5 separate regions of the Mus musculus genome follow, and regions 2, 3, 4 and 5 are each linked to region 1. A link is a loop called in an ENCODE intact Hi-C map of the cell type or tissue named here. Cell type or tissue: heart. All regions are shown on one strand. Each heading gives the region's core, and the rest is flanking DNA. Links, peaks and the distances in the headings are about the cores only.

Region 1 (6,091 bases), core at 623-5,622:
ATCACAGACATTAAAACCGTCAAGGCACAAAAACTTGTCCTGTGCCAACGCCCGTTTTCTAGTTTGTTCTCCCTGATTCAGCAGCTATTGCCTCCCACTACAAAGGGAAGAATGACAATGGATCGTAAGCAAAAACATTCAAAGGCCTGGAATCCAAAATAAGCACTTAATGTTCAGAATTAAGAGCCAGGCGTGGTGGCACACGCCTTTAATCCCAGCTTTCAGAAGAAAGAGGCAGGTGGCTCTCTGAGTTTGAGGCCAGCCTGGTCTACATATCAAGTTCTAGTACAGCCAGGGCTACACAAAGAAATCTTGTCTCAAAAAAAAAAAAAAGAAAAGAAAGAAAGAAAAAGAAAAGTTCTGAGTTCTCTCTCTCTCTCTCTCTCTCTCTCTCTCTCTCTCTGTGTGTGTGTGTGTGTGTGTGTGTGTGTGTGTGTGTGTGTGTGCGTGTGTCTTTGGCTGGGTAGCCGTGGTAAGTTCTCACTAGCCCAGGTTTCACCCTGCCTCAGCCTCCTCAGTACTAGAATCATAGATAAACACCACCAAACCCACGGAGTTCGGATATTTTCCACACAGGGGTCGACTATAGAAAACACTCCCACCTGTCTATCACTTAACTACTTAAGGCCACTCAGAGCATTTCAGGAAAGAAACAACTGTTAGATTTTCACAGGGATCTGACATCAAGGAAAACCATGAAGCACACTATGGGCTATGCCAATGTTATTCAGAGGCCGTAGAATGGACCGTACTGTGGTCATCCAGAGGCCATAGAATAGACTGCCGTGATCATCCAGAGACTGTAGAATAGACTATGCCGTGATCATCCAGAGGCTCTAGAATGGACTATGCCGTGATCATCCAGAGGCTCTAGAATGGACTGTGCTGTGGTGATCCAAAGGTTCTAGAATAGACTATGCTGTGGTCATCCAGAGATTGTAGAATGGACTGTGCTGTGTGATCCAGAGGCTCTAGAAGGCACTGTTTTTCTCTGATGCTAGGCTATCCACAAGCTTATGGAGATCAAAGTATGCAGGCTCACTCATACAGGATGTCCACCCAACAACAGGGATCGTGGAAAGGACTGGAATGGGGCCGCTTCGGCTACATAACACCAAGGGCCCTGCAAAGACGTGCCTTCAACAGAACCCTTTGCTTGCTTGTTTGTTAACTGTTTTATCTTCTAAAGAGTTATTTACTTCTATTTTATGTGTTTTGCCTGGGCATATATATGCACTGTGTTGCTGATAGAGGCCAGAAGAGGACATCAGACTCCCTGGTACTGAAGTTACAGATGGTTGTGAGCCACCGTGTTGGTACTGGAATGGAACCCAGGTCCTCTGCAAGAGCAGCCAGTGCTCTTGACTGCTAGGCCATCTTTCCAGCCTCCAGCACAGTCCTTTGTAACAGTCTGGGAATGCTTTTCACAGACATGGAGGGAGATGTAAGGAACCACAGGAGGTAGACAGTGTAAGCGATTGGCTTTCTAACTTATTACTGTTGCATGCTAAGCTTGGCCTCTCTGGCTTCCAGGTTCCTTGAGTCTATACAGGGTTGGACAGTATCGAAATGCTAAGAAATGGTTTGGTTGGTTGGTGGGTTAGGTTTTTTTGTTTTGTTTTATTTTGTTTTGTTTTATTTTGTTTTTCGAGACAGGGTTTCTCTGTGTAGCCCTGGCTGTCCTGGAGCTCTCTCTGTAGACCGGGCTGGCCTCGAACTCACAGATCCACCTGCTTCTTTCTCCTGAATGCTTGGATGAAATATTTGGTCTTTGAAAGACTTAAAGAGATCTTTCACGGGGCTGGTGAGATGGCTCAGCGGGTAAGAGCACTGACTGCTCTTCTGAAGGTCCTGAGTTCAAATCCCAGCAACCACATGGTGGCTCACAACCACCCATAATGAGACCTGATGCCCTCTTCTGGCTCATCTGAAGACAGCTACAGTGTACTTATATATAATAATAAATACATCTTTAAAAAAAGAGAGAGAGATCTTTCACTAAGCACAGTAGTATATGCTTTAGTCTCAGTTCTCAGGAGAAAGAGGCAGGGGGATTTCTGTGTTTAAGGCCAGCTTGGTCTACATCCCCATTATTAGGTGGAAGGAAAGACAGGGATGAGGAAGGGAGGAAGAGCTGAAAGGAGGGGGAAAGGTCGTAAATGTGATGGTGCCCAAAACAGACTCTGACACACAGCAGCCATTCCAATCAATCTGTCTACTCATTCCTTCCCAGGCACCATGGTTTTGTAAGGTCACCAGCACCTTAGGCAGGAGCAGGCCCTAAAACTCACCTAGGTTGCAGCAATCGAGTTGTACAGAAATCTGAGCTAGTTTACATGTTTTATAGTAAAGCAATTTCACATCGAGGGTGGTGGCACAGGCTTGTGTTCTCAGGACTTGGGAGGTGGAAGCAGGAATGTATCTGAGTTCAAGGTCGGCCTTAGCTACAAGAAACTCATCCATTAAAAACAAAGCAAAATGAAATGTCATTCCTTCTTTTATTGGAAGAAAAGAATCAGGTAGGAAAGGGAGCAGAGTTTAGTGTACCTGAATACATCTGTATGAAAATTATTTTAATTAAATTAATTTTTAAAATGTTAACCAAATGCAATGACTAGTCCTGGATTACACCAGGAAACAAAAAAATCTCTAAAGTCATTAGTCAAAAACAATGGACGTTATCAGCATAATTTTCTGACTTCAACAATTCTACTGTGTAATATAAGAAAAATATTTATTTGGGGAAATTCATTATAGAAATTTTACAGGAAAATAAATTATGTCTACGAGTTCTTCATAAAAACGTTGTCAAATAGGCTCTAGTGAGCGCCCGTAAAGGAAACGGTGAGTTTCATGCTGCATTTTCCACTAGATGGAGCTGCGTGTTAAAAAAAACTTACCCTCGGCTAACTCTCTCTCCCCTCTACCCCTCACACTCTCAAAGTACACCTCAGACGGTCTCCCAGCACTCCTCGCCGGCTGCGCCGTAATCCTCCTGCCTCAGCCTCGCCAGATGTAAGAATTACAAGCCGCAACGCACAGGCAAAATTCTAAAATCTGACAGAGTAAGAAAACGAAATGTCCTCTTTAAAAGTGGTGAGGGAAAAAAAAATCGATGTGCCCTTCAAAAACGGGAAAAGGGCGTGGAGGGGTTACTAACTCTTCTAAAGCCCCCTGACCAAGAACAACACGGTTAGCTGGTCACTTAGGTCCTGGTCACCCCAGGACTGCTCGCAGCCCACAGAATGGCTTCGCAACTAAACGTCACATTTGGATTTGTTTTTTCCCACGATAATGTTTCCGGTGAGCACGCTCAAAAACTACGGCAGAAGCTGTCTGGGTGTTCTGTTTTGTTTGAGGCAGGGTCCACTACGGAGCCCTGGCTGGTCTCGAACTCACGGATGTCTCCCAGCCTCGTCCTCCCCCGCGCGGGGGCTATGGCGTGTGAGCTGCGGGTCTGCGCGCGCAGTCGCCCCCACGCAGCAGAAGGAACGAAGGCCCGGTGGCTCGCCCGGGCCGCACTCACCATGGCCGCCCTGCTCGCGCCCGGGCTGCGCAGCGCCGCCAGCCACCGCCCCGCGCTACGCGCTCCCACCGCCGCTACAGCCACCGCCGCTGCCGCCACCATGGTCCCGGGCTGCCCGGCGTGCTGCCTGACGCGGCGCAGGCACCGAAGGCCCCCGAAGGGGATGGCCGCCGCGCCCGCGGGAACTCTTTGCAGACCGAGCGCCCTCTGCGCGCCGGGCCACCGCTGCTGTGCTCAGGGCTTAAAGACCCGGCTGCCGCGACCCGGAACGCCGCGCTGAGCTCGCTCCTCTCTGCAGCTCGACCATGCTGCATGCACAAGTGCATTACCCACCCAGGACGGGTGGAGACAACTCTGTTCCCTTACATGCAGGTCCTATGTGTGTATATTGATCTTTATTATTCTTTTGTCATTTTTTTTCTTGCGATGTAACTGACAATAAAATTCATTTTAAAACCCATGCTGGGTGGGGGGGGTAGGGGCGGGGCTTAACTTAGTGCTGAGTTTTGAGTAAAATGTTGCAGCTTTTAGCTCGATTTGTATCTTTTTGGTTTTGGGTTTGTTTTTTTTTTTTTTTTTAAAGATTTATTTATTTATTATATGTAAGTACACTGTAGCTATCTTCAGACACACCAGAAGAGGGCGTCAGATCTTATGACAAATGGTTTTGAGCCAGCCACCATGTGGTTGCTGGGACTTGAACTCAGCAGTCAGTGCTCTTAACCACTGAATCATCTCTCCAGCCCCCTCATTTTGGTTTTTTTACTAGGTAACTTTGTTGTATTCCTTTCCTGAGACAGTTTCATGAAGCCAGGTAGAGTTGCAGAGGCTGGCCTGGAACATCCATCTCCACCTCCCAGAAGCTGGGGATTTTGGACGTGTCACCATGCACTATCCTGTTAGTTTTTCTAAATTAGCACATTAATATTACCAATTTGCCAGTTCTCTCCTCCCACCGTGTGGAACACAGGGATCGAACTCAGATCTTCACACTTGGTGACAAGCACCTTTATCTGCTAAGCCATCTCAGCGGCCCATGTCATCTCTTTGCTGTGTCCTAAACTAGACCAGACTCAACCTCCAGGCAAGGACAGGGTTCTTAACTTCCTTTGGATCTCAATCTAGCTGTGTGCTAGTATATGACTGGGCAATGTCTGTGCTCTAGCACAGAATTAACATGTTTTAATTAGAATTAGGAGTTTCTCCTAAAGTCTGCCATTCCCAGAAACAAGCGAAACCACTTTGAATTGTTTCAGTGACTTTATTTTTCACCTGGTCCTGTAGTAGACCTGCACTTCCCGTCCTAGCCCATACTTCCCATCTTAGCTCCTCTTCTGAGACAACACTTTCCTGTTTGACGACACTAGAAAAGAAATTCATTATGTTCAAGTATTAAAAAGCAACAACAGTCAATTCTAGTGGACATTTTTGTACCTGCTAGTTGTCATAGGAAAAACACATTTATATGAAATCTTTTCAGCTTTTCAGTAGTCCAACAAGAACATGATTCTTGAATCTGATTTCCGTTGCAAGTCCACACATTTAGCGACTGTAATGCTAAGTCCACAAAGGAGGGGCTGAGACCCCTCTTGTTCCAGTTCAGTTCTGTCTTTACTCTGCGTGTTCCTGTTCTTGTCCTGGAATCAGCCACCGAATACTCTCAGTGCGGATGGTAGCATACATAATGAAACTAATTAAAAAGAACAAGGAAAACACCAGCAACCAATCCACAGTCTTTATCAAAGTGCTGGGGAGAGGGCCCATCTGGTCAGCCTGCGTTACCACCACATTTTTCTTGGCTTCTATACCTGAAAGAGAAATTAATTGTTTCAAATCAGAAAGAAAACACATCTGAGGCTTGTCTGAAGTATGATGCACGGCATGCAAAATGACAAGCGACCCTAAAATAAACACCATCTCAAGCATATCTTGGAAGGATTTCACTTGTGTGTCAGTGTGATTTTCTTTCCTCCCACCACATCAAAGGATCGGGAATCCTTCCAGCCTTTCAAAGCTAAAACTCTAGAATTTCTGACTCCTTGGAGCTTTTCTGGTCAATGTACTCTTAAGAGTCACCTTCTGTTCTCTTAAGACCAAAGTTCAACAAAATAAAGCTACTCTCAGAAGTTCCCACAGGTTATCAAGATGCCTTTAAATGAGTTCATGGAAGACAGTTACCCACCACTGGACAGTGATCAAAGATGCCAGGCACCTAGAACTCCTCTGCAATCACCAAACACAATGGCTTTCTCTCCCAGTGGACTGGTGAATCAGGGCCCAGCATGAGGCTCAGAATTCCCAGCAACCCTAAGGCACTCAGTTACTCTGAGATAACCTGAAATAAGGAGAGTCTTTGCTCTTTGGTGTCAGAAAGAAATGAGAACACCATGCCCTGAGGAGCGTTCCAATCTGCACTCATTTCTAGTAAGTGCCCCTCAGGGGGAAGAGGGAGGCTGGAAGTCACGGCTAGACAGCTGTGAGAAAGAGGAGTTTCCCAGGAACACAGTTCTTCCACTCACCACAATCAAGCCTTTACAAGGAAGAAACAATAGGGCCATATGTTTT
Region 2 (6,091 bases), core at 264-5,263, 240 kb before region 1:
AGTTGTGTTGCCACAAAGAGAATGTCAACCTGTTCGAATTCTTCTGGAGGGTGCATGAATGGAGACAGGGCAGCCAGTTGGCTGGAGGCCATTCTGAGCACAAAGGCGGGGACCAGCTGTGCCAGGTGTGTTTAAAGTTTGTCTTCCCTTTGCTGCCCCCCCATATTTCATGATGGACACTATTGTGGGAAGGCACATTCAGTCCGCTGTGTATTTCTGTCAGAAAGGCTAGAAAGAAAAAGGGGAGGTGCTGGGCGGGAGGCGGCTTTTGTGCTGAGGTAAATAGTCTATTGCTCAGACTCTTTCTTCTCTTCGTGTTCATGGGGCCAGGAGGGTAGACATTTACTGACTCTCCTACGTTCCTTCCTCTCCATAAAAGTCTGAGTCCTAGCTCAGTAGGATTTCCCACCCCACCCCACCCCTACCCCCGCCTCCCTTGGCTGCCCAACCTATAGCAACAACTCAGTGAGTCCTTTAGTTCTCTGAAAGCACAGAGCTATGTGTCAGGCTCTTGACCACAAGGCAGTCTCCATATACATTGCTCTAAAGCAGTAGGTACCCAGGAGAAGATACATCGAAGGGTTCCTTCTACCTTAAATTACAACAGAAGCTGGGAGGAAAGGGTAGGAATCCACTCAATTACAGCAAATCAGGGTTTCACGAGGCATTAGACTAAGAAAATTATTTTTCATGGCTAAATTAGCAACAGCTATTAGGTCAAATATCAGCACGGCTACGATTTTAGAGATGAAGCATTAAAACCATTTTGCCCTCAGATAATTTAGGAGGAATTCATTCACAAAGAAAGCAGTGGGCTCTCACATTCAGCTTCCTATCTGGGGCAAAGAACAGGTGTCTGGGGTGACCAGTTACTACCCATTAAAGACCTGAGGTTCAATATAGGCAAGGTACAAGTGTGGGCCAACCGTTCTTCATGGCTGCCCTGTACAACGCTCAGGGGTGGTGCAGGTGGCTGAGCTGAGAGTGGCATGGGCCTCTGTGCATAAAGCCCATGGAATAAATAAAAAAAAACATATCTCCAGAGGGACCCAGGACCACCTATGGGCCAACAGTGGCTTCAGACCTCCTCACACACAAACATACACACATCTAAAATAGGAATGCAGGCACCGCCGTGGCCTCATACAGGGCCTCTTCCCTCAGAAACGTGTGGTAGAGATTCTCAAAGTCAAGCTGGATCCATTGGTCCCATACTGGGCTCACAGGTAACGCAGGGAGATTTGTTGCTTTGTCCTGGGGGTGGGCAGTGTTTGTGTGTGTGTCCCAAGCATGCCTGCCACCCTGTCTTATACTCCTAATCGACAAATGACCACACTAAGAGCCACATTTTGTTAAAGACTGCCTGCAGAAATATCCCGTGGGTGTACCCAAGCTCGTATGCAGCTGTTAGCTAGGAAGACAGCCCTTCAGAACACCGCGGCTCTTCTGTGATATTTGGAGGTGATCGTTGACGTTCAAACGGGAGAAGGCATGGCTCTCTCTTTGCACCAGAAGTTCCAATACACTTCTTTGTTGTTGTTTTTTGTTTGTTTGTTTTTTGTTTCAAGAAAGGGTTTCTCTATGTAGCCCTGGCTGTCCTGGAACTCACTCTGTAGACCAGGCTAGCCTCGAACTCAGAAATCCACCTGCCTCTGCCTCCCAAGTGCTGGGATTAAAGGCGTGAGCCACTTCTTTTGGATCTCTAGCGGAAGTGCCCGATACAACCCTTCCATCCAAACCCTGAGAGGCTCTATACGAAGAAAAGAAAGGGAAAGGTCTGGGCAGAACCTCTGCTCAACGGCAAGAAATCCCAAACCATGCAGGCAATGTTAGAGGCACCCCACCAAGAGGGCTTAGCCATCAGAGGAGAAGCCTTGTCTATCCCAGAAGCGCTCTTACACATCAGATCTGTGCCCAACAAGGATGGCGAGAGGAAGCCAAGAGAGGAATCAGGATGTCCAGCTCAACTGTCAGTAATCTTTTCTACAGAGGCAGGGATCTGGATATCGCATTTCTGAGAGTGCTCCATAGGGCTGTTGCCGTGATCTGGTCAGATGAACGGACGAGGAAACCCAGAATGTGCCTGAGGGGTCATCAGGAGACAGGTATTGGTCCCCAGGCCCTGTGACCTTGGGCCAAATAGGAAACCAACCCAGTCTTAAAGGATCTTTGGATACGCAGCTCCTCCCATCGCGTCAGCACCAGCAGCGGCCAACAGGTGGCAGGAGAGCTTCGGGAAGCACTCACCTGAGGGCCATGCTGGTCCCCTCACTACAGCCGGAAGAAACCAAGGTCTGGCTTTCTCGGGTCTGGCTTTCTCGCAGAGCTTGAGAAGGACTGGAAGCCACCGGGGGCTGGAACAGCCTGGGAGAGATGCAGAGAGCCACTTTGGAGTCAGGGCCTTCGCTCTAGTCCCACCAGGCACCAGCAGCGCACAGCCTCCTCGGCTGGGTACCACGGATGGAGAGCAGGATAACACCCGCCTCATCCCAGCTGCGCCCACCCAGCCAACCCCCTAGTGCTCCGGTCCAACAGAGCGAGCATCTGGCTTGCCCTCCCTGGGTCGAGGGTTTTAAATTATTTATAAAGATCCAGAGTCAGAATGGAGGTGGCTGGAGGTGAGAGAAGCTGAAAATATGGGGTCCGGACCGTCATCAGGCACCCCCCTTCTTGACTGCCTGCTACAATTACTGACATACAATTACGGTTTTTGTTTTTTAATCTGAATGGCAACTGTGGACTTTTCCCCGCGTTTTAAAAATAACTAACATTTCCTACCACCAAATTCCAGAGCTGACAGAGGGAACCCCTCGGCATGGCCGCAGGGCTTTATGATGTATCGCCCCACGCGTTAGACAGCAAAAGGAACCCATCAGCTTTAATTTGTTCTGCTCTGGTCAGAATTGAGGTCTCTAGAAGCCCGTCCATATACTTTCCAATTTTAAGTTTGAGAACGCTAAACTAATGATGTGAAACTAATGTGGTGTAACTCCAAGTGCCCTCTCTGCCAGTAGGAAATAATTTCTGCAGAGCTTCTAAAAACCAAACCAAACCAAACAAATAAATCAAATGGTTTTACAATGTGGAAAAGCCGGGAGAGCCGACTAAGTTGAAGTCCTGTTTAGGGGGAGGCCGGAGGGCTTGAGCAGCATGGAGCCAGCGACTCAGTCCCTCGCAGGAGGCTGCTGGGCTCTGGGTGTCTGCAGCTGGGAGCAGTCCTTGCTCAAACTCTGGCCCAGCACGCCTCGAGAAAGCAATCTGGGTCACAAATTCAACATGACAGTTTTAACAAATACGATTTCAGCTTTTATATTTGGATTTAGGAAGGGGATGATGGCCTTACCCGGAATCACTATTAAATAGTAAGCTTATAACATGTTTGCTGACGGCGATATAGACCCTGCTTCTAATTAACTTTAAAGCATGCTGCCGATCCTGCTTATGCCGACAAGGAAAACAAAGCTGGCTGCTGAGCAGACTCAGGCGAGAGGCAAACGTACAGAACTTGTACGAAATGGACAGGGTTTTGTTTTTTGTTTTTTGTTGTTTTTTTTTCCTACCTGAACCTGCCAGAAGAGCCTTTAAAAATTCAAGCTACTTTTTAAAGATTTACAAGATTTTTTTTCTCCCTCTACCAATTAGCATATCAATTTTTTTTTAGTATTTTAAAATAGGCTGAAAGTGGCAGCTTCAGCTTTAAGACTACAAACTTTTTTTAATGAATTTGCTTTATTATGAAATCGCAGCGTTTGTTAATGAAAGGGAATTGGTTGCATCTGTCTATTTACAGGTTGATTTTTTAAAAAATATCTACTAGTCATTTAGCCAATGTAGAAAGCAAATAAATATTTCTCCCATGTCAGTTTTTTTAATTTCCTCAGAAACAGCATCTCTTTATTATCTGTGACAGACTGAAATGAAAATCATTGTTTAAACATCGCAGGTTTTTATATTTGCTAGAATGTTTGGAGTACAAAGCTGGCACGGTTTTGTTGTACACACATATAGTCTGACTTGACTATCTCATACTTAGGGCTTGCTAACATAGATCACTCTGAAAAAGACAAACAGGCTACCATAAAAGAGAAGAAATAAATAATGCCTAAGAATGCCTTTGGTTCCAGCGAGTGGCAAGTTACTATTATCCTAGTATTTGAAAACATTCATTTTGGAATTAACCAAGACTCTAATAATATAACTGCCCGACCCCATATGTCCAATGTGGGGTTAGGGAAAGAGTTCACACAACACTGAGTTTGGTTTTAGTCAAGAAATTAAGGTTATCTGAGTAAGTCAGCCCTGGTAACTGGGGTCAGATCTCGTTCTACTTACTGGCCCAGCAGAAGGCAGGCTTCCCAGGGAACTTTTCGAGTGTATGTGCCTCTGCATTTCTCAGAGAGCAGAGGTACAAAGGAGAAGCCTTCTAGGCTGTTGTTTAAAAATGATTACAGCTAATACCTGACCACGGCTGATTTTCCTGTCCTTCCCCACTTTAACATCGGAAGCATGTGATCCGCCCTCCAGATGCCCATTATTAATTGCACGCCCTTTGATGTCCAAACGTGGATGGAATCTACAAAGGCATTAACGTAAGAAAATATGCCTCCTAAAAAAAATTCCCAAGCCACTGCCTGTGATCTGTGTGAGCCTCTGTTCATTTGCTCTCCTCCAGCGGCACTGAGAACATGCTCAGATGCCAAACAGTTTGCCAGCGGATCTAGTAAAATGTAAGGAGGAAGAGGAAGGAGGAGGAGGAGGAGGAGGAGGAGGAGGAGGAGGAGAAGAAGAAGAAGAAGAAGAAGAAGAAGAAGAAGAAGAAGAAGAAGAAGAAGAAGAAGAAGAAGAATTATTATTTTAAGACTTGTCTAAATCTCTGCAGGCTATGATGGCACATTTGCTCATTTAAGAAGAATCTATGTAATTAAAAATAGCAAATATTTAAACTTTTATAACTTTGGAAATATACATCTGCAGAACTATAAAAAAAAATAGACACAAAGTAGCTACTAAAGGTTAAGCCGTTCCAATGGACAAGTGAAAAGAGCCCTTTACAAATATCCACACTTCGCTGATGTTTTTTTCTCCCTAGAGACAACTTCAATTTTTAAAAGTTTATTATGAGGGAAAATTGCTAGCTACACGCAAATTTCTTTTCTTCAGGCAGAAGACAAATAGACATGTTGCTATATAACCTGGCTTCTTGTGTGCAATTTCAAAACAAATAGAGTTTTGTTTTTACAAACCATTTATTTGGGGGGATTGATTTGAAGAAAAATTTTCCTCTGCAAAGAAAAATGTATAAAAAGCTACATGTTCAAGATGACTTGACCCACTGCCTATCATAACATCTTTACACACCTCAAGGATTTAGCATAGTGAAAGAAAGCAAGCACAGAGGGCGTGAGGGTGAGCCCAGCACCGCTTGCATGGATGGCTGCTTTCCTATGCGAAGCTCAGGGATACAACCATCCAAGAATTATTTGTTTATCATGAGTAAAAAAAAAAAACCTTTTGAGCCACTCACACTGAATTCTTGCACATTTGTGGGCTAGATCTTTTTAACCTCCAGAATGAAACATGTTAGCAAAGTTTGTATTTTTCAAATATTAGATTTTCTGTCCTTGTCTGGGATTCTTTCAAAGCACAGGCATGAATGAGCAGACTTTCTCAACACAGAGGTGCTGTGAGTCAGCCAAAATTAAGAACTTATAAGGAAAAAAATTTTCTTCCAAAAAATAAAGCTGAAAAAAGTATATATATATATATATATATATATATATATATATATATATATATATATACACATACACACACATACACAAACACACACACACACAGAGTCTTCAACTTTGTTAAATCAGGGCGTCAACACATCTCACCGGGGAGAACTGGCCGGGCAGCTCACTATCTACAAAGCTGACTAGTTAAAAGGTAAAAGCAAATGCTGTTTAAATCATTCTGATCTAAAGAAGAATTGGAAAATTAAACATTTACAGGCAGGACTCTTGGAATCTCTGCTCCTGTACTCTTTGTGGGGTACACAGTCAACAATGCAATTGTTCAAAGATTCCCTCCGCCAGTAACATCATGG
Region 3 (6,091 bases), core at 261-5,260, 60 kb after region 1:
CTCCAGAAGAGGGAGTCAGATCTCGTTACGGGTGGTTGTGAGCCACCATGTGGTTGCTGGGATTTGAACTCTGGACCTTCGGAAGAGCAGTTGGGTGCTCTTACCCACTGAGCCATCTCACCAGCCCGACAAATGGTTTTTAAACATGGTTAAAGCTATACGTGACTTTCACCTTGAAAATTGGGTGGATTTAATGACTTGATCCTCATTACCTTTTTTTCTTTTCTTCTGAGACAGGATCTCACTCTGGAGCCCTGGCTAGCCTGCAACTTACTCTGCAGAGCAGACTAGCACGTGAGTCAGAGGGATCCTCTGCCTCCCGTATGAGGTGAAAGGCTGTGCTACCAGGCCCAGCTCTAGCATGTGCCTTTTAAGTTGACTCACTACAATGACCAAACAGGCACTTTACCTCACGCTAGGCTCGTGTGGAACATTACATGCATGTGCTAGGAGACCCGCCCCGTCCGTGCTCAGTGTGGTCTCAATGGCATGGTCAGGCTGGACACTATTCTCAGGGAGGTTATCTGTAGCCATTATATGAGAGTTTGCTCTACTGCCCAGGCCGACCTTGTACTTTGGCCACAGCCCTCTGAGTGCCATAGGACACAGAGCATCACCACATCTAGCCTGAGATGGCGTTTACTCTATGAAAAGCTGTCCTATGAGCAGGTATGCTAGGCAATTGCTGCACTGAACAAGTTAAACAGGTTGCTGTGGTTCTTCTTCAACTTATCATGAACCACCCCATCGCGCACGTGCAGACTCAATACTTACATCAACTGCAGCATCCTCGTCATCAGAATCTTGCAGGCCAAGAGCAGCTTTCTGCAGCTTTTTCCTCTCATTGGCTAAAGCCTGTTCTGTTTCATCAAACTTGAATCCCTTGCCAGAGAAGCCACTACTCTTTTTAATTATTTTTCCTTCCTTTTAAGAAAAAAGTTAGCAAAGTTAATTTTTAGAGAAATGCTATTAAATATTTTCAAAGTAGAATATGCCAACTGAACAAAAACACTTATGTAAAAGAGAAGATTCTATTTTCACAATTTTTCTTTCCAAACATGCAAGATATGTACCCTTAACATGAGCATTTGGGAGGCAGAGGCAATAAATTTCTGAAAGTTTAAAGCCAGCCTGGTCTATATGGCAAGTTCTAGGACACCCAGAGCTACACAGAGAGACCCTGTCACAAAAAACAAAACACCAAAAACTAAATACAGTTATCATATAATGACCTCACAGTCGTGCTAATGATTCCTCCAAAGAAAGTTTAAAACTCACAGCTTTCTGTTGATCTTTGAAGTCACTCCAGAGTTTTTCTAGGTCAGGAGGCACTGCGGTCCCTGACAATTCAAGAGCTTTAATGATGTCACCAGCATATCGAGCTTGATCCTCTGTGATGAAGGTGTAGGCATAACCCTGATGACAATGAGAAGGACAATGAGACAAAATGAGTCACAGTCAACAGGAGAAACCCAGGCCTTTCATGGAAAACAATGATGACAAGCTTAGGAGAAAATGAGGAGCATCTCACTCACTGACGCTTAAAAAAGTAGTCTAGGGGGCTTGTCCAGCATGCACAGGTCCCTCGGTGCTATCCCAGCACACAGCTACAGACAGCTACATGAAGAGAAACTTGGAGCCCATAAAGCTGTGTCACTTGCATGTCCTTACCTGAGACATTCTTAGGAGCCTGGAAGGTTAAGGAGTGGCTCTGGAGAGATGACTACAGCTTAAGAACACAAACAAACAAGGAGTAGCAAGTGTATGTTTTAGGGGCCACATACACTCTCTCACTCTTTGTCTTTGTGTATGTGTGTTTATAATGGTGGAAATCAGGACTCTTAGCCCATGGGAAGTGCAGCAGCTGAGCCTGGCTGGAAGGGGTGGCTGTGGCTTCTCCTGACATTGGGGATAGGATGTCTGTAAAGGTAAGAACCCAAGTATGGTTTGCTTCCCTTCCCTGTCCCAGGCTTCATTTTGCTTGAACTAAAAGGTTGCAGGGGACAAGTGAGGGTGAACACACTCTCTGTACACTAGAAACAAGAGCAGAGCGTGAACATACATCCTCTTAATGCCAGCAATTGGAAGCAGAGTTAGTTCCAGGCTGTCTTGCGCTGCACAGCTGTGGAAGGCTTTGTATACAAACATCCTAAAACTAAGACATTAAAGCTGAGAACGCCGAACGCTGATTTGTGTACACAGTCTCAGAATGTACAGAGCCCAGGCAGGAGGCCCTGCCATTAGTTCAAGGCCAGCATTTGCTATAGAAACTGTGCTTCAAAAAAAACCACAAAACAAACATCTTGAAAGGGGCTGGAGAGCTGGGGCTGCTCTTCCGGAGGACACTGGACTCTCATTCAAGGGATCCAGCACCCTCTGCTGGCCGCCAAAGGCAGTGCCTCTATGTGGTGCAGACATACATGCAGGCAAACACTCATACAAAAGATAAATATTTTTTAAACATTTATTTTTTTATACGTATGACTGTTTTCCTTGCGTGTATATGTGTGTACTATGTGCATGCTTGGTGCCTGGGAAGTCAGATGAGGGCTTTGGGTCCCATAGAACTGGAGTAATGGATGGATGTGAGCCATATGTGGGTGACTGGAATCAAAGCTGGGTCCTCTGCAAGAGCAGCAAGTGCTTTTAAATGCTGACCCATCTCTCTGCCCTGGAAGTATTTTTGAAAACTAGTATCCACTAGAGTGTTTTCATTATGGGGGTTTAGTGTGCATTCTTATTGGTAATTCACTTCAGTCCCTCCTCCCCACTGCTCTTTCTTCCCAGCCCTTCTGCTCAAGCTCGGGTACTCTGTGTCTTGACTTTCCCCTTTCTTCCCCTCTTTCTGATTTCATGACCTACCCTCACCCCACATGTGTGCATACATACATAAATAGTAAAGAGAGGATCCTCATTGATCTTTTCAGTCTGTCTGTCTTCATTTAACCCCTAAAACATACACTTGCTACTCCTTGTTTGTTTGTTTTTCCTGACTGTACCCCGGCTGTCCTAGAACTAGCTCTGTAGACGGGCAAACCTTGAACTCAGAGATCACCTGCCTTTACTTCCAAAGTGCTGGGATTAAAGATGTGCGCCACCACTGCCTTTTAAAAAACAAAAACAAAAAACTGAACACCATCACCACCACCAAACCCTTTATTCATGTACATATATTTGAAGTATGCCTATGTGCCACCACATGTGTGCAGGAGCCCACGGAGGGCTCAGGGCCCCCTGGAAGTAAGTGGGTAACAGGCAGCTGTGAGCCATGATGGGCATGCTAGAAACCCTAACTAGGTGTTCCATACGAGGAGTCAGTGTTCTTAAGCTGTAGTCATCTCTCCAGAGCCACTCCTTAACCTTCCAGGCTCCTAAGAATGTCTCAGGTAAGGACACGCAAGCTTTATGGGCCCCAAGTTTCTCATCTACAAAATGAACTCATAGCTACCTCACTGGGCCACTGAGGACGAAATCATGGATATGAAGACCTGATAGCACTACTGCTACCCCAGGACGCAACACCTAAGGTTAATCACCTCATTTCTCACAACAAAGTATTCTCATGCCTTCAAAAATAATTATTGGGGGAAGGGAGACTGAGATGGCTCTGTGGCTGAGAGCACTGACTGCTCTTGCAAAGGATCTGGGTCCATTCCCAGCACCCACATGGCAGCTCACAGTTGTCCTAACTCCAGTTCCAAGGGACCCAACGCCTTTTTCTGGCCTCCTTGGCACATGATACATAAACATGCAGGGATAACATCTATGTAAATAAAAACTAATATATTAATTTTTTTCTTTTTAAAAAAGGAATAATTAGCTGGGCACATAGCTTAGTGGTGTGAGGGGCTTGCTACAGTTCTGGGTCCCACCCACAGCTATTATTCTGCAAAATAGAATACCAGAAAAAAAGAATTGCTTTGTTGCACGTGGTGTCACATATACAGTCTGTGGATAGTCCTGACAAAGTAAGATCTGATTGCTCAAATGAAACAGCAAGGTTAGAATGGTGGTTCTCACCTGTGGGTCCTGACCCTTTTGGGGTCACTTATCAGACATCCTGTATATCAGATATTTACAATTCATAAAAGTGGCAAAATTACAGTTATGAAATAGAAACAAAAATGATGTTATGGTTGGGGTCACCACAGCATGAGGAGCTGTGTTGACGAGTTGCAGCATTAGGAAGGCTGAGAACAACTGCCTCAGACGCTATACTGACTAGATGACAGTCAAGCCCTGAAATACCCTGAAGTACACAAACAAGCATCTCTATGTGCAGAACATGCTAGGAAGAGAGAAGAAAATCTGGAGACACACGAGCTGTTACCACTACCTGCTAGAGAGCACGAGAGCTCCTAATAATGTTCGTTTTGCTTTTAAATCTCTATGAGTGTTTTCCTGCATGTCTGTGTGCCACCTCACGTAGGCCTGGAGCCTAGAGGGGCCAGAAGAGGGGACTGAGATCCCTTGGAACAGAAGTTACAGACGGTTTGGAGACACCATGTGAGTGCTGTAAACAGAACACAGGTCCTCTGCCAAAAGGAGACAATGTTCCTAACTGCAGCACCATCTCAAGAGACCTGCACTTGATAATTTTAAGAATACAAAGATACACGTATACATGATTAACATCCAATATGTCTTGCTAATTTAAAGATTTTCAAAATTATCACCATAACCTCTGTTACCCACCCCTCACACTGGGCGCCTGTGCTCTAACACAGACGCGGTTGTAAGGGCTTACCTTGTTGCCCGCTCTTCCAGTCCGCCCAGCTCTGTGCACATAATCTTCATAATGATTGGGGCAGCTGTAATTCACTACAAGAATTAGATGTTTCACATCGAGACCACGAGCTGCAACAGATGTGGCAACGAGGAGCTTGCAGGTTCCATTCTTAAAGTCATTTATGATACTGTCCCTGTCATATTGATCAATACCTGCAAGTAAATTAAAGAGACAAATGTTGAAAATTTTCCATTTCCACTGAGAAAGTCCTAGATGCAGAAACAAGAAACAAATTCTGGGCTGGAGAGATGGCTCGGGGGTAAAGAGCACTAGGTGTCTTCCAGTGGATACAAGTAAACTCCCAGCACCGTGACACAGCTCACAGGTGACACAGCTCACAGGTGCCCACAACTCTAATTCCAAGGGCTCTGAATCCCTGTTCTCATCTCCGAGGGAACAAAGCACACACATTAGGTCCAAACACTCACTCCCATAAACTAAACAAACCTTTTTTAAAAAATCAAATGATCGGGCGTGGTGGCACACGCCTTTAATCCCAGCACTTGGGAGGCAGAGGCAGGCAGATTTCTGAGTTCTAGGCTGGTCTACAGAGTGAGTTCCAGGATAGCTAGGGCTACACAGAGAAACCCTGTCTCGAAAAACCAAAAAAAAAAAAAAAAAAACAAATAATCCCACCTTTACTGTAGACAAAACCAACACAGAGTTACATATTAACCATGAAATGTGGCTACATTCCAGTCTCAGAAGGTAAAAGTGGCTAGGCGTAAAGTAATCCTTAATATTTCTATGCTCAAAAATACATTGCAGTTCTAGAGACATGGCTCAGCAGTTAAGAGTTGCTCTGGCAAAGGACTCAAGGTTGATTCCCAGCACCCACACGGCAGCTCCTACCATATAAACCACAACACAGCATACAGTAACATAGTTTATTGTTTTCAGGATGGAGAAACTAGCACCCAAGTACACTGGTGGTAGGAATGTACAATGTAATCCCTTAAGAAATCAATCTGCGCCAGGCAGTGGTGGCGCACGCCTTTGATCCTAGCACTTGGGAGGCAGAGGCAGGCGGATTTCTGAGTTCGAGGCCAGCTTGGTATACAAAGTGAGTTCCAGGATAGCCAAGGCTACACAGAGAAACCCTGTCTAGAAAACAAACAAACCAAAAAACAAAACAAAACAAAAAACCAAAAAACCAAACAAACAAGATCAATCTGATAATTTCTCAAAAATTTAAGCTCAGACTTCACTACTTCACCATTCAGAAGGAACTGGAAGCCATTAGATATCTACATTATGTTCGTATCATACACAACAGTCAAATAATAAAATCACCTCAGGGGC
Region 4 (6,091 bases), core at 745-5,744, 87 kb after region 1:
ATTTTTCTGTATAGCCCTGGCTGTCCTGGAACTCACTCTGTAGACCAGGCTGGCCTTGAACCCAGAAATCCACCTGCCTCTGCCTCTCAAGTGCAAGGATTAAAGGAATGTGCCACCACTGCCTGGCACACACACCACATTCTAAAAGAGGAAACTGGTAGGTGGTGGTGCTGGGAGGTGGAGGCAGGTGGATCTTTGTGAGTTCAAGACCAACGTGGTCCACAGAGCAAATTCCAAGACAGCTATACAGAGAAACTCTGTCTCCCAAAAACAAAAACATTGATTAAACCTTTTTTCTAGACTAAAATATGACTTTTCTCCTTACCTCTTATTAATATATAGTACTGCACTAATTCTCCAATTTTCTAATGTTAAAATAATTTTCCTTTCTTGAAGTAAACTCAATTTGCTCTTTATGCTACTTACCTGCTTTTTGTTTTATTTTATATTTTATTTATATGAGTACACTGTAGCTGTGTGTGTATATACATATACATATCTACATATAGAGGGGGAGTGTGTGTGTGTGTTGTATTTCCCCTATGCCACCTTTGTCGGGTGCTTATTTGTTTTTGTTGGCTTTTTTTTTTCTTTTGAGACAAGGTTTCTCTGTGTAGCCCTTGCTGTATTCAGCTAGTTCTGTAGACAAGATTGGCCTGGACCACACAGACCCCCTCAGTGCTGGGATTGAAAGTGGGCACCACCAGACCCAGAATCAGGCGTATTCTTAACTCCTACCATCGTTATATATCACAAGTACAAACTGAAAACCCCTAATCTGAAAGGCAAACTCTGAAACTTTGTGTGTACACAACATCTCAAATAGGAAATTTCACATCCCACTGCACACACCAGGTTGCAGCCCCACACACACACTAAAAGCACAGTATAAAGCTACCTTCCGAGGGAGGGGTGGAGCCTGGTGGGAGGGCACTGTTCAGCCTGTGCATGGGACTGCATCAATCCCCAGCAGTGTAAAACCACACGGTACAGAAACCCTATTCCAGGGAGATATGCGTAAGATGTTCAGAAAAAATAAACTCTGGGGCTAGACACGGAGATCATTCCCAAGACCTCTCTCACTGCACACAGACATGTAACGGAACACAGAAGTCCCAAACTGAAGACACAAGTGAAGTTCAAGCCTTCTAGACAAGAAATATTCAACCAGTAGCAAGTTAAAAACAACAAAAACATCAACAACAACGAAGTCCATATAAATGAAGTTTTCTAAGAGAAATAGGCCAAAAGGAAGAAGAAAAAAATAAAAATGGTATTCAGCCTGAGAAAGAGGATCAGGGTCGTCAAGAGCACACGTTGCTGTTACGGAGACCCTCGGGCTCGGTTCCCAGCACCCACATCAGGGAGGATGACTCCTGGTGCAGAGATCTGATACCTTCTTCTGACCTCAGCACAAGGCACACACATGGTACGCGCGCGCAAACACACACACACACACACACACGCAGAACACTGCATACATAAAAAATTAAAATAATAAAAAATTTTGTAAGCTTTGAACGTACACGTACTTCAGAAAAGAAATCAAATGGCCAATAAAGATGCAAAAATATCCACCTTCACTAGCAATCAGAGAAATGCACATGAAAGCCACAGGAAGCCCTCAGGAAGCCAACAGTCATCTCTTGAATACTTCTCTCCATAATAAAATTTTTTCCAATTCTCAAAATAAAAAAATCTACAATATAATCGCATATCTAACCAACTGGCAGAAACACAAAAGTCTAGCAATTTTAGACACTGGGATGGCATGGACCAAGAGAATTTTCTCACGCTGTGGTAGGGTAGAAGGGCAAACTCTTCAGAAAGGAACCTGCGGCCATCACCAAGTTAAAGCAGAGCTGTGTCTATGGCCACAGTCTCCCTTCTAGACGTAATGCCTAGGAATGCTCACGCACAGATATGCTATGGCACTCAAAAAGCCATAAGCCATGGATATATCTCAGGAAGAAAGCACCTGCCTATAACATAAAGCACAAGATTTTGGGTTTGATGACAACATTACAGAAAAAAGAAATGAGAAAAAAAAAGCTGAGGGCCCTCAAAGTCTAGCTGCATACAAGTCCATTCAATGGCATAGTAAGCTATGTATAGTATGCAGAACACTATTCAACAACAAAACTGAACCAGCCCAGGCAAACCTCAACACTGAGCGAAGACTACAGGATTCCAGTCACGTGCAGCTAAAACACAAAGTACTCTAAGGGGCGCACACAGGTGGGAGGCAGTAAGGAAAAGCTCCACAGTGGCTTCCCCAGGGGAGAGAGCTAACAGTGAAGCTCGCTCAGGAGGCAGAGGGAGCTTGTGAGGGAGCCAGCACCGCACAGCAAGAGCCCCTCAAACAATAAAAGGTAAGTCAGGCGAATGGGGTATGAATTTGAAGTAAGTATAAAATGGATGGCCACATCCCCACAAGCAAGGTCAAGAGAGAAAACGGGCTAAAGACAGCTCCTGGTGAAAGCATCAATCACTGTTCCAGGAGTGGTGATCCACCTGCCTCTGCCTCCTAAATGCTAGGATCCAGGATTATCTTTTAATTTCAAGAAACCTCAACAGTATTACACTGGCCTTGGTAAAATAAAAGTACAACTTACAAAGTCAAACAAACAACCCTGGAGAGATGCCAACACTGGATAAAACAGGAAACAGGTGAGCGTCAACATAGCACACTTGTGGTTTCAGTAAGCAGTGTTACCGGGTGGTAGGAGACTGGAGAGCAAGCCCGCTGACCTGACAAGAGGCTTTCAGCCACGTGTTAACCAGCATCACAAGAAACATACACACTAACTCTCACAAGCCAAGGCCACACTTCCCCAAACAGCAATTCAACAGGCGCACAACGAATGTTAAGAAGCTACTGTTGAGCCGGGCGTGGTGGCGCATGCCTTTAATCCCAGCACTCAGGAGGCAGAGGCAGGGGGATTTCTGAGTTCGAGGCCAGCCTGGTCTACAAAGTGAGTTCCAGGACAGCCAGGGCTATACAGAGAAACCCTGTCTACAAAAAAAAAAAAAAAAGCTATTGTTGGGCTGCACAGCTTACTCAATGGTTAAATCACTACTGCTCTGGCAAAGGAGTTCAGTTCCCAGCACCCCCAGCAGGTGGCGCACACCACCACAAAAGATGCTTACAAAGTTCTGACCGTTAATAACATGCATTAAATAAGGTACAGTGTAGAGTATAAAACCAATAGAGCCGGGTGTGGTGCCCCACACCTTTAATCCCAGCACTCGGGAGGCAGAGGTAGGCGGATTTCTGAGTTCGAGGCCAGCCCGGTCTACAAAGCCAAGGCTATCCAGAGAAACTATCTCGAAAAAAACCAACCAAAAAAAAAAAAAAAAAAAAAAAAAACCAAAAAACCAAAAACAAAACCCAATAGAATCTGCCAGTGTCTAAGTGAATAAGATTCTTGTACCTCCAGCTCCTGGGGATCTGAGGCCTCCTGCTTCCACTGGCACCTATGCGCCTGTACACACCTACACAGGCATGCATAAATCAATAAAAAGAAATCTTTAAAAAGTTGTCAACCAATATCTAACTATCAGAAAAAAGAATCTCAAAGAAAAAAAAAACAAAACTGAGGCCAAGGATGGAGCTGAATACAGAGGGCTTACCTCAAATGGTGACCAGCATGCCTGAGACAATAGTCACTGCCCCACAAAAGATGATAACAGAAGTTCTGACCGTTAATAAATAAGAAATAAGGGTTCAGTGTGGAGTGTAAAAACAATAGAATCTGCTATTCTCAACTGAAACATAAGCCCCACAGCCTAATAAACACTCTGCCAACACTTCCCAGCGAGCGTCAAAGCCTGTAGCAGCAGGCGCAGTCTGAGGACGGCGTTACCTGTTCTCAGTCTTCTTGGTTTTGCTGCCAGGACTGGAGGACCGGGACCGCCTGCCCCGGCTTCGACTCCTTGAGCGCCTTCTATCTCTGCTCCGAGATCTTCTCCGCTCTCGGCTTCTGTCTCGCTCTCTACTTCTGGAGCGCCTGACGGGAAGAGTTTTCTTTTATTTTGTGGCCAAAGAGAATTACTGCAGACCGTGACTGTCCCAACCCGAAAAGGCCTTACAATTATGATCACTGCTGAGGCCTTACAGAGCCTCACTTAGCTACCAAATCAGCCAAACAGGAAACAAGGGACGCCAGTTCCCACGAGAATCGAGGGAAATGGGAGGACACTAGTTCCCATAGTGACCTTAGCTAACACAGCAGGCTGTAACAGATACTTTAAATTTCAGGCAGTCTCCAGCTAGAGCTGCAGCTCAGCCCTGGTCACTGGCTGAGCTAATCAAACTCCTAATCTCAGCAAGGGGGAAGTGTTGCCGAGGGGAGGCCTGGGCCTTCATAAGGACACAGACAGACCTGGCTCAAAGATCAGAATCTTAAGACTAAGAGGTGACACTTCTCCCCTAGAGCTGCTAGTTACCACGTGACAGAGGGCAGACCCCCAACTCCCTGGATCCCAAGTTCCTCAACTAGACAATATGAAGAATTCACTATATAATCTCCAGTCTTGTTTCTGTTGTTGTTTTGAGTCTCACTGACTTGAACACAAGGGATCCACCTGCCTCTGACTTCCTAGCATTGGGATTAGAAACATGTGTAACCACACCCAGCCTCAAAATCCATGACCTAAAATTTGCAATTTTATTCTCACATAAAGTCAGAGATAAGCATATGGGGGGGGGGGGTGCGCACAGAGGCAGGATGGAGCTCTGTGAGTTCCAGGCCAGCCTAGTCTACAAATCAAGTTTCAGGACAGCCAGGGCTACACAGAGAAACCAGGGAGGGGGGTAGGGGGGGGGACTGGGGGGAGGGGACCGTGAATGTTACTTATTGAGTAACTGATTTACTTAACAAGCGCTTGACAGAACTGTGAGAGCTGTCTGAGGGACACATGACAGGAAGGTGAGCAAGCCTACACTCTAAACTGTCATGGGTAACTGCTTCTCTGGAGTGCCAGGTCCTAAGACCACAGCATTCTCACCTTCCAACATCCTAAGAAGACAAAGTCCTAGTTTAACACTGTCATGCGTTCTGTTTTTAAAGACATTTTCATGGAGAAAAGCTGTAACTATTGACATTGGTGTGAATAAATATGTAAGTAAATAGAAAATAGAAAAGTGGAGTGGTTTTCAGTTTAAATCTAAGAACAGTCATTAAATTAGCTTAAAACAGCAAGGAGAGCCCACAGAAACTCTGCCCTGTTTCTTCCCAGTGTCTGCTTTAGTGGCCACTCTTCACACAAGGGTCAGCCCTCTTGGGCAGAATCAAATAAAATCTGCACGAGCAGAGCATATTATCTTACTTTTATCTCTCTCAGGGACTTCAAGGTTCTCTCTGGATTACAGAAAACACAATCTAAAGTTTCCAAGCTTAAAGATACCGTTTAAGACTCTCTTTATAGACAAGTCCTGTGCTTAATCAAACAATGGTTAAAAAAAAAAATAGCAGGAGGCCCACAAACGGGCCACTAATTTCCAAACTAGAACACAGCTTTGGAGAAGCCCAATTTATCCGGGAAGGCCCAGTATCACTGGTTCTGCAGAACTGGACGTCTTACCTCAGGCGCTTCCTGTCCCTTGACCGAGATCTTCTCTTGTCCCTACTCCGAGACCTCTCTCTCCTCCGGTCTCTGTCTCTGCTCCGAGAGCGTCTGTCATCCCCACGTTTGCTTCTTTTGTCAGAGGGTGAGCGACTCCTCGATCGACTTCCAGAACGACCTCGAGATGCTGAGCGTTTTCGGTAGTGGCTACAACAGTATCAAATCCAAGATCAAACTTAGCATCTGTATAGTCCTGACTGTCCTGGAACTCACTCTGTAGACCAGAGTGGCCTTAAACTCAGAAATCCACCTGCCTCTGCCTCCCGAGTGCTAGGATTAAAGGCATGCGTCACCACTGCCCGGCTGTCTATTTCTATGTTTAAAAAAAACTCACAGAAAAGATACAGCCAAGATGAAGTGACATTTTAGAAACCACAGAAGGAAACATAAGCAGGAGCCATGCAGACAGGCAGGGGCCCTTCCAGGCGAAAGGCACATGGGCAAACTCATGGGAAGGAGTCCA
Region 5 (6,091 bases), core at 1-5,000, 130 kb after region 1:
TCAGAACCCTCTGTCCAGGCGCTCTGTGATGTTGGAGAAACTCTGCAGTTTCTCACAACCGTTCCCTCTCATCCGGGGTAACAAAAGGCCTTTCTACTGGCTACACTTCTGCTCCAACCCACTCCTACCCCACCCTCCTTTTCTCCTAAGTGATATCCTCTTATTTTATCTACTTAGGAGTTTTCTCCCAATCTTTCAAGGCCAAAAACCCACATCATGTCACACCCATCACTGCCCCCACCAAGCTCCCTGCTGTGTTCCCAGGGTACCCTGCACTTCGGTCCTTACATCGCTCACTTGAGACGGCCTGCATGATCCTACTTGCAGAACATGTCATATTTTTATCTGTGGCCTCAGGCCCAGTCAAACAGCAAAGAACTTGTCAATCGTGTTAGGAGAAGGGTCAACGCAGGCCAAGCATGCTGCAAGGTACACACTGGAGCCACATCCATGCCTACCTTTCTCTAAAGACACAGCTGCAAACCTGGAAGCCAGCAGCCCTGAAGCCAGGCCCAGGTCCCTCGTGCAGCTGAGAGGTTGCCCGGTAGGACTCCCCTCACAGGACTTCTGACTTACCCCCCATTGTCCTGTGGTGATGGTTTCCACTGTGGAGCAGTAGAGCCCAGACCTGCAAATGGCCTGACAGGCCTGGGACCTTTATAGATTCTTTCTTGCACTCTGGGCTCCTTCTGGGAGCAGGACTGAGATTTATATGATGAGCAATGGGTAATAGACCGCCTTTGGGGGAATAAACAATGACCATTATCCAGGAGCAAGGCATGGATCGGACAGTCCATGTGCTTTCTCGTGCTGTTTCTTCAATTCAACCTCCCCTTTCTATAAAGAACGTGTGCCCAAGCCCGGTGTGGTGGTGCACACCTTTAATCCCAGCACTCGGGAGGCAGAGGCAGGCGGATTTCTGAGTTCAAGGCCAGCCTGGTCTACAGACTGAGTTCCAGGACAGCCAGGGCTACACAGAGAAACCCTGTCTCGAAAAACAAAAAACAAACAAACAAAAAGAACGTGTGCCCAAGGACACTCTCACTCTTTGCTCTAAAAGCCAAAACCACTGAGGGTCCCAATTTTATCAGTAAAAGTGATGATACTGAACACAGACAACAGAGGCTGCTGGTGCCACCTGGTGGTCATCTTCAGAACTGCAGTACTGGCTGCTCCCACACTCAGGTTCTCAGGGATGATTTAGAAAAGGGATGGTCTCCTTTACCTAAAGCTAGTTAGGGGTGCTTCAAACCCAAGTAAGCTCGCACTAGAGCTACCACCCAGTTACTACACTATTTTATATATGTCCCATGAATCTTTGCCACTGTGTCAAAAGCACTGAATGGACATCAATCTATTTTTCTGAGAACACAATAACAGAAAATGATCAGAAGATGGCAATTCTCCTCTATAAACTATCTTCACCATTCTTCAATGAGCCCTTACAAGTAGATATTATGATATTCATTTCAGAGATGGAAAACCGAGGTCAGAAAAATTAAGTGGTCTATTTCTGGCCACCATGGACCATGCTTCTACTATATTACTGTCACCTTTTAACACCAAATCTGAAAAAAAAAAAGAAAAGAAAAAGAAAAAGAAACAAACACCCCAAAAGTGTGTCCACTAAATTCTAGAGCCTTACAATATCTAACAAATGTGTCATTCATTAAGTGAATATACACTAACGTGTTGGGGGAAAGAAAATGGGGGCCCCCAACCATAAATTACATTGTTCCTCCATACCTGTGACTTTGTTATTGTTATGGATCATAATATAAATATCTGATGTATGCAACCCATGGGGGGGCGCGACCCACAGGTTGAGAACCACTGGACTAGCCCAAGGTCCAAACAAAAAGATGCTTCAAGCCTAAAAGTGTAATGCCCCATAAATCTAGGCAGGAAAATCACCTCCGCCATTCTGTTTCAGTGAGAAATATCTTAAACTCGGGTATGAGCCAGACTCACACCTAACACTTAAAGCAGACCCCCACACAAGTACAGCAGCACAGGAAATGAACTACTGGGTGTGTCTAGTATAAGACAGGCAATGGCTAACCAACCAGGAAGAGAACACAGGAAGCTCTGTCTGGTGTGATCTTCCCGGCCAACCGCAAAGTATGAGAGGGCATGAAGGCGAAGGATAGGATTTGAAGTCACATGGATATGACGGGGCAGACAGAAAATAAATAAATAAATAAATAAAGACCTTCAGCGCCACAACACAGAGAGATCCGCTGTAAGAAACGAACAGAATCATCTGCTACATGAAAACAGACAGACAAACACACAAAGGCACAGGAGAAAGAGTGGTTCTCAGCCTTCCTACTGCTGCAGCCCTTTTATACAACTCCTCACGGTTGTGGTGGTCCCCAACCATAAATGTCGTCGTTATTCCACATTTGTGGTTTTGTTATTGTTATGAATCGTAACATAAATGTCTGATATATGCAACCCAAGGGGGCCGCGACCCACAGGTTGAGAGCCACTGGACTAGTTCGCGGTCCAAACAAAAAGATCAATGGAGAGAGCAAGGCAGAGACCCAGACACAGGGACGCGCAGAATAGAAGCTAGTAGGAAAAGAGAGCCGTGCAGACAATACCAATGACGTTCCCCCCACCCCCAGAGAACCACAAACACTCAGGGTGACCCCCAGAAACCCAGATGCGACAGCGTAGGGCTGCTAAGATTTGCAGGAGGTCGAGAAAAGGAATGGCACCCAGGGGGACGCGGCTCCTGCCCGTTGCGGCCGCTCACCTGCCATCCTCCCAGGGCAGCTGCGCCGCTTTCCTCCGGGAGGGCAACATCGTGGCGGGACACAGCAGGACATGGGGCTCTGGCTCAAAGCCCCGCTGCCCGGCCTGCCCAGCCTACGCGGCGTCTCCGCCCCCGCCCCGCCCCCCGGTCCGCCGAGTCCGTCCCTCCGGTTGGGCCGGCTGCACCTCAGAGCCACAGCTTATAAGGTTCTGCTGTCTGGAGAACCGATGGCGGGACCTAGCTAGGTTCTCACTACATACAAGGGCCCACTGGATGTCACAAGAAAGGGAGTTCCCTCCCATCACCCAAGTCAAAGGCGACCAAACAAGCTAGAGACTAGCTGGAACTAGACGTGTACTGCATAACAGAACGTCTGGGATAAGGTACATCTTCCTCCTTTTTCCCCCAAGTGAAGGCTGGTATCATCGCAGCATTCCTACGGTCAGCCCAGCAGAGAAAGCACGTACTCTTGGAGCATAAGATCCAGTTCAGAATTCGGAGCTGATCTCGGAAGACTGATTGTGCTTCAAACACTGCTCTGATAATTTAACAACGCTGAGGCGAGTCGATTTCTCTGTGACGGTTTCATCACTTGGGTTATATAAATTGTTCGTATTCTGTGTGGTCATTGTAGGAAACGAAAACCCATTTGGTGCAGTGCTTGGCACAGTCACACTATATAAATGCTGTCGTCCGATTTGAGAACCTAAGGAATGAATAGGAGACTGAGCCGCCTCTTTGCCTGTGTGAATTTATCTACTCTCTTCCCCTCTTCCCCACCTGGGAAAAGAGAGGCAGTTACTAGACTTCATGTCTGTTCTTTCAGGCAAAATTTAATATTCTAATAAGTACCTAACATTTATTAAGTTTTACTTTGTGCTACTCATTTTTTTTTAAGATTTAGTTATTATATGTAAGTACACTGTAGCTGACTTCAGACAGTCCAGGAGAGGGCATCAGATCTCATTACGGATGGTTGTCAGCCCGTGAGCCACCATGTGGTTGCTGAGATTTGAACTCAGGACCTCTGGAAGAGCATCGAGCCATCTCTCCAGCTCCTGTTCTAAGTTCTTTATGGCTGTGCTTTTATTCAGTCTTTATGAATAGGTATTATTTCCATTGTGAAGATGAAAGGACCAAGGCACAGGCAGGTCATTGGTTTGTGTGCACAATCTTTCCAGCCACAATCCATGATCTCCAATTTCAAGTGCATTGTTTCAAGGTAGATCTTCACTATTGGTTAAGTTAATTGTTCTTAACTTTCTTTCCCCTCTTAAACCCTAACAAACACAACTCAATGATTTGCTCTGTGGCTCACCTAGGGCTCTGCATCCCACACCAGAAACTTACCAAGTCAACCATAGATGGGGCAGACCTTTTTTTTTTTTTTAATTTTCTTTTAAGATTTATTTTATATATGTGAGTACACTGTCACTCTCTTCAGACACATCAGAAGGCATCGGATGCCCATTACAGACGGTTGTGAGACACCATGTGGTTGCTGGGAATTGAACTCAGGACCTCTGGAAGATCAGTCAGTGCTCTTAACCACTGAGTCATCTCTCCAGCCTGATGTGGCAGATCTTAAAGGCAGGATTGACCTCCTGCAGAGACCAGTTAGGCAGGGCCATCAGGCGATAAGACAGTCAGGTGACCTGTTGCTCTAGTGTTAGACCTCAAACTCAAGAAACTAAATTTTACATAAAAACCCAAATTAGCCAGGCGGTGGTGGCACACGCCTTTAATCCCAGCACTCGGAAGGCAGAGGCAGGCAGATTTCTGAGTTTGAGGCCAGCCTGGTTTACAAAGTGAGTTCCAGGACAGCCAAGGCTGTACAGAGAAACCCTGTCTCGAAAAAAACAAAACAAACCCAAATGAACTGCTTTTAAATCAGTGTTCCGTTATTTGTCATGTTGACACTTGGCACTCTTGGTGAGCAATGTCAGATGGTTTTGACAAACCCGTCAGCACCTGCCCGCTACAAGAAACCATAGCAAGGATGGAGATCGTGATGTTCACAGGTGGAGACTACCCTGGAGTGTGAGGCCTTGTGCCCTCTGGAAGTTACTACTCCCACCCACCCTCTTTTTGTTTTTTCCAGACATGGCTTCTCTGTGTAATAGCCTTGGCTGTCCTGGATTCACTACATAGACCAGGCTGGCCTTGAACTCACAGAGATCTACCTGCCTCTGCCTCCTGAGTGCTGCTATTAAAGTTGTGCACCATCACGTCTGGCCTTGTTCCATTCTCTTAAGTCCAAGTATCATCACACCCACCAAGAGTAACTACAGGGCTGGAGAGATGGCTCAGCAGTTAGGAGCACTGACTGCTATTCTGAAGGTCCTGAGTTCAAATCCCAGCAGCCGCATGGTGGCTCACAACCATCTGTAATGATATCTGATGCCCTTTTCTGGTGTGCCTGAGGACAGCTACAGTATACTTATATATAATAAATAAATAAATCTTTAAAAAAAAAAAAGAGTAACCACGAACAGTTTTTCTTCCTTTTTTTCTTTTTTCTTTTTTATTGGGAAACCAATGTAACAAACCCACATTCATTGAAAATAAACTCAGTAACTAAGACTCTGTAGGCTCTGTTTCCAACCAGCACCAAAGTCTCTGCTTGGTTTGATACCAGTTGTTCAAGCCCCAGAAAGGACAATTGTAACAAACTAAAATCAACCTCTGGGCCCCTTTTGTGCACTGCAACCCCTCCACACCCTTAAACTGACACGCAGCAAACACACCCTATATAAGCAGGCTGGTTCTAAGCCAAAGGCAAGAAAAGCAAAGTTTCTGGAATAGCAAGGAGTCACTGATACACCCTGACCTGCTCAAAATCCCACATTAACAAAGGAAGACAGAAGGAAAATCAGCTTGCTGCCCCACCCACTTCCCTCCCAAAACCTACCCCAGACAGCAACCTCATATCCCTGATCAGTAACACTGAGATTCTGAGACACCAAGGGCATCGCCAGCCCCTGAGTGATTACTGCAAAAGGTCCAGGAGTGGAGGTGGGAGGGCTTGTCCCACTACTGGCTCAGCATTAGCCAGCCAGGCTGCTGTCCTCCACCTGAGCCTGAGGAACGGGGACACGCTTACAGTCCCTCTCTCCTCCAGAACATCTGCGGCTGAAAACCAGTCCTCCTCCTACTTCCCACAGCCTGGAAGAAAGATCGCCTGTGAGGCTTGGGACAGCTGCTACACCAACTTCTTGGCTTCAAAAAAGCTCTTGAGGTGCCGCATCTGCCAGACGCCAATGGCCACGAGGATGAGAGTCTGCAGGATGGACCACCATAGCACTCGCTGGTTGGTGCTTTCGCTGGTTT

Evidence for each region. Peaks named below come from ENCODE experiments on the same cell type or tissue, not always from the same donor. Only the 100,000 strongest peaks of a DNase experiment are listed, where the experiment ranks them.
Region 2: a loop joins it to region 1, with 2.8 times the contacts of the local background. A loop is called at or near these places in 11 of 42 quality-filtered maps.
Region 3: a loop joins it to region 1, with 4 times the contacts of the local background. A loop is called at or near these places in 11 of 42 quality-filtered maps.
Region 4: a loop joins it to region 1, with 3 times the contacts of the local background. A loop is called at or near these places in 3 of 42 quality-filtered maps.
Region 5: a loop joins it to region 1, with 7 times the contacts of the local background. A loop is called at or near these places in 13 of 42 quality-filtered maps.

The regions. Positions count from the first base shown.
Region 1 is chr13:55,724,910-55,731,000 of GRCm38, reverse strand. It overlaps Txndc15 (thioredoxin domain containing 15), which reads right to left. Exons shown (of 5, transcript NM_175150.3): 5 at 4,774-5,334. The coding sequence ends at 5,138. Pcbd2 (pterin 4 alpha carbinolamine dehydratase/dimerization cofactor of hepatocyte nuclear factor 1 alpha (TCF1) 2) reads right to left here and starts at 3,633. Exons shown (of 4, transcript NM_028281.1): 1 at 3,527-3,633. The coding sequence starts at 3,628. In heart, for the core only: CTCF peaks have their summits at 2,860 (motif pointing right) and 4,187 (motif pointing right); DNase peaks (open chromatin) are centred at 2,930 and 3,610; H3K4me3 peaks cover 1,537 bases; H3K27ac peaks cover 1,201 bases.
Region 2 is chr13:55,959,580-55,965,670 of GRCm38, reverse strand. No RefSeq gene overlaps it. Among named protein-coding and RNA genes, the nearest start is that of Gm31542, 53 kb to the right of the region's middle. In heart, for the core only: a CTCF peak has its summit at 2,206 (motif pointing right); no DNase peak of the experiment used is centred there; H3K4me3 peaks cover 960 bases; H3K27me3 peaks cover 3,774 bases.
Region 3 is chr13:55,665,037-55,671,127 of GRCm38, reverse strand. It overlaps Ddx46 (DEAD box helicase 46), which reads right to left. Exons shown (of 23, transcript NM_001282055.1): 16 at 4,748-4,941; 17 at 1,279-1,416; 18 at 775-924. Among named protein-coding and RNA genes, the nearest start is that of B230219D22Rik, 25 kb to the left of the region's middle. In heart, for the core only: a CTCF peak has its summit at 2,389 (motif pointing left); no DNase peak of the experiment used is centred there.
Region 4 is chr13:55,637,710-55,643,800 of GRCm38, reverse strand. Ddx46 (DEAD box helicase 46) reads right to left here. Exons shown (of 23, transcript NM_001282055.1): 2 at 5,587-5,775; 3 at 3,867-4,010. Among named protein-coding and RNA genes, the nearest start is that of Ddx46, 5.8 kb to the right of the region's middle. In heart, for the core only: CTCF peaks have their summits at 2,915 and 3,115 (motif pointing right); a DNase peak (open chromatin) is centred at 3,110.
Region 5 is chr13:55,596,863-55,602,953 of GRCm38, reverse strand. It overlaps B4galt7 (xylosylprotein beta1,4-galactosyltransferase, polypeptide 7 (galactosyltransferase I)), which reads right to left and starts at 3,058. Exons shown (of 6, transcript NM_146045.2): 1 at 2,762-3,058. The coding sequence starts at 2,811. Tmed9 (transmembrane p24 trafficking protein 9) reads right to left here. Exons shown (of 5, transcript NM_026211.3): 5 at 5,257-6,091. The coding sequence ends at 5,964. In heart, for the core only: no CTCF peak of the experiment used is centred there; DNase peaks (open chromatin) are centred at 1,143, 2,093 and 2,903; H3K4me3 peaks cover 1,968 bases; H3K27ac peaks cover 1,216 bases.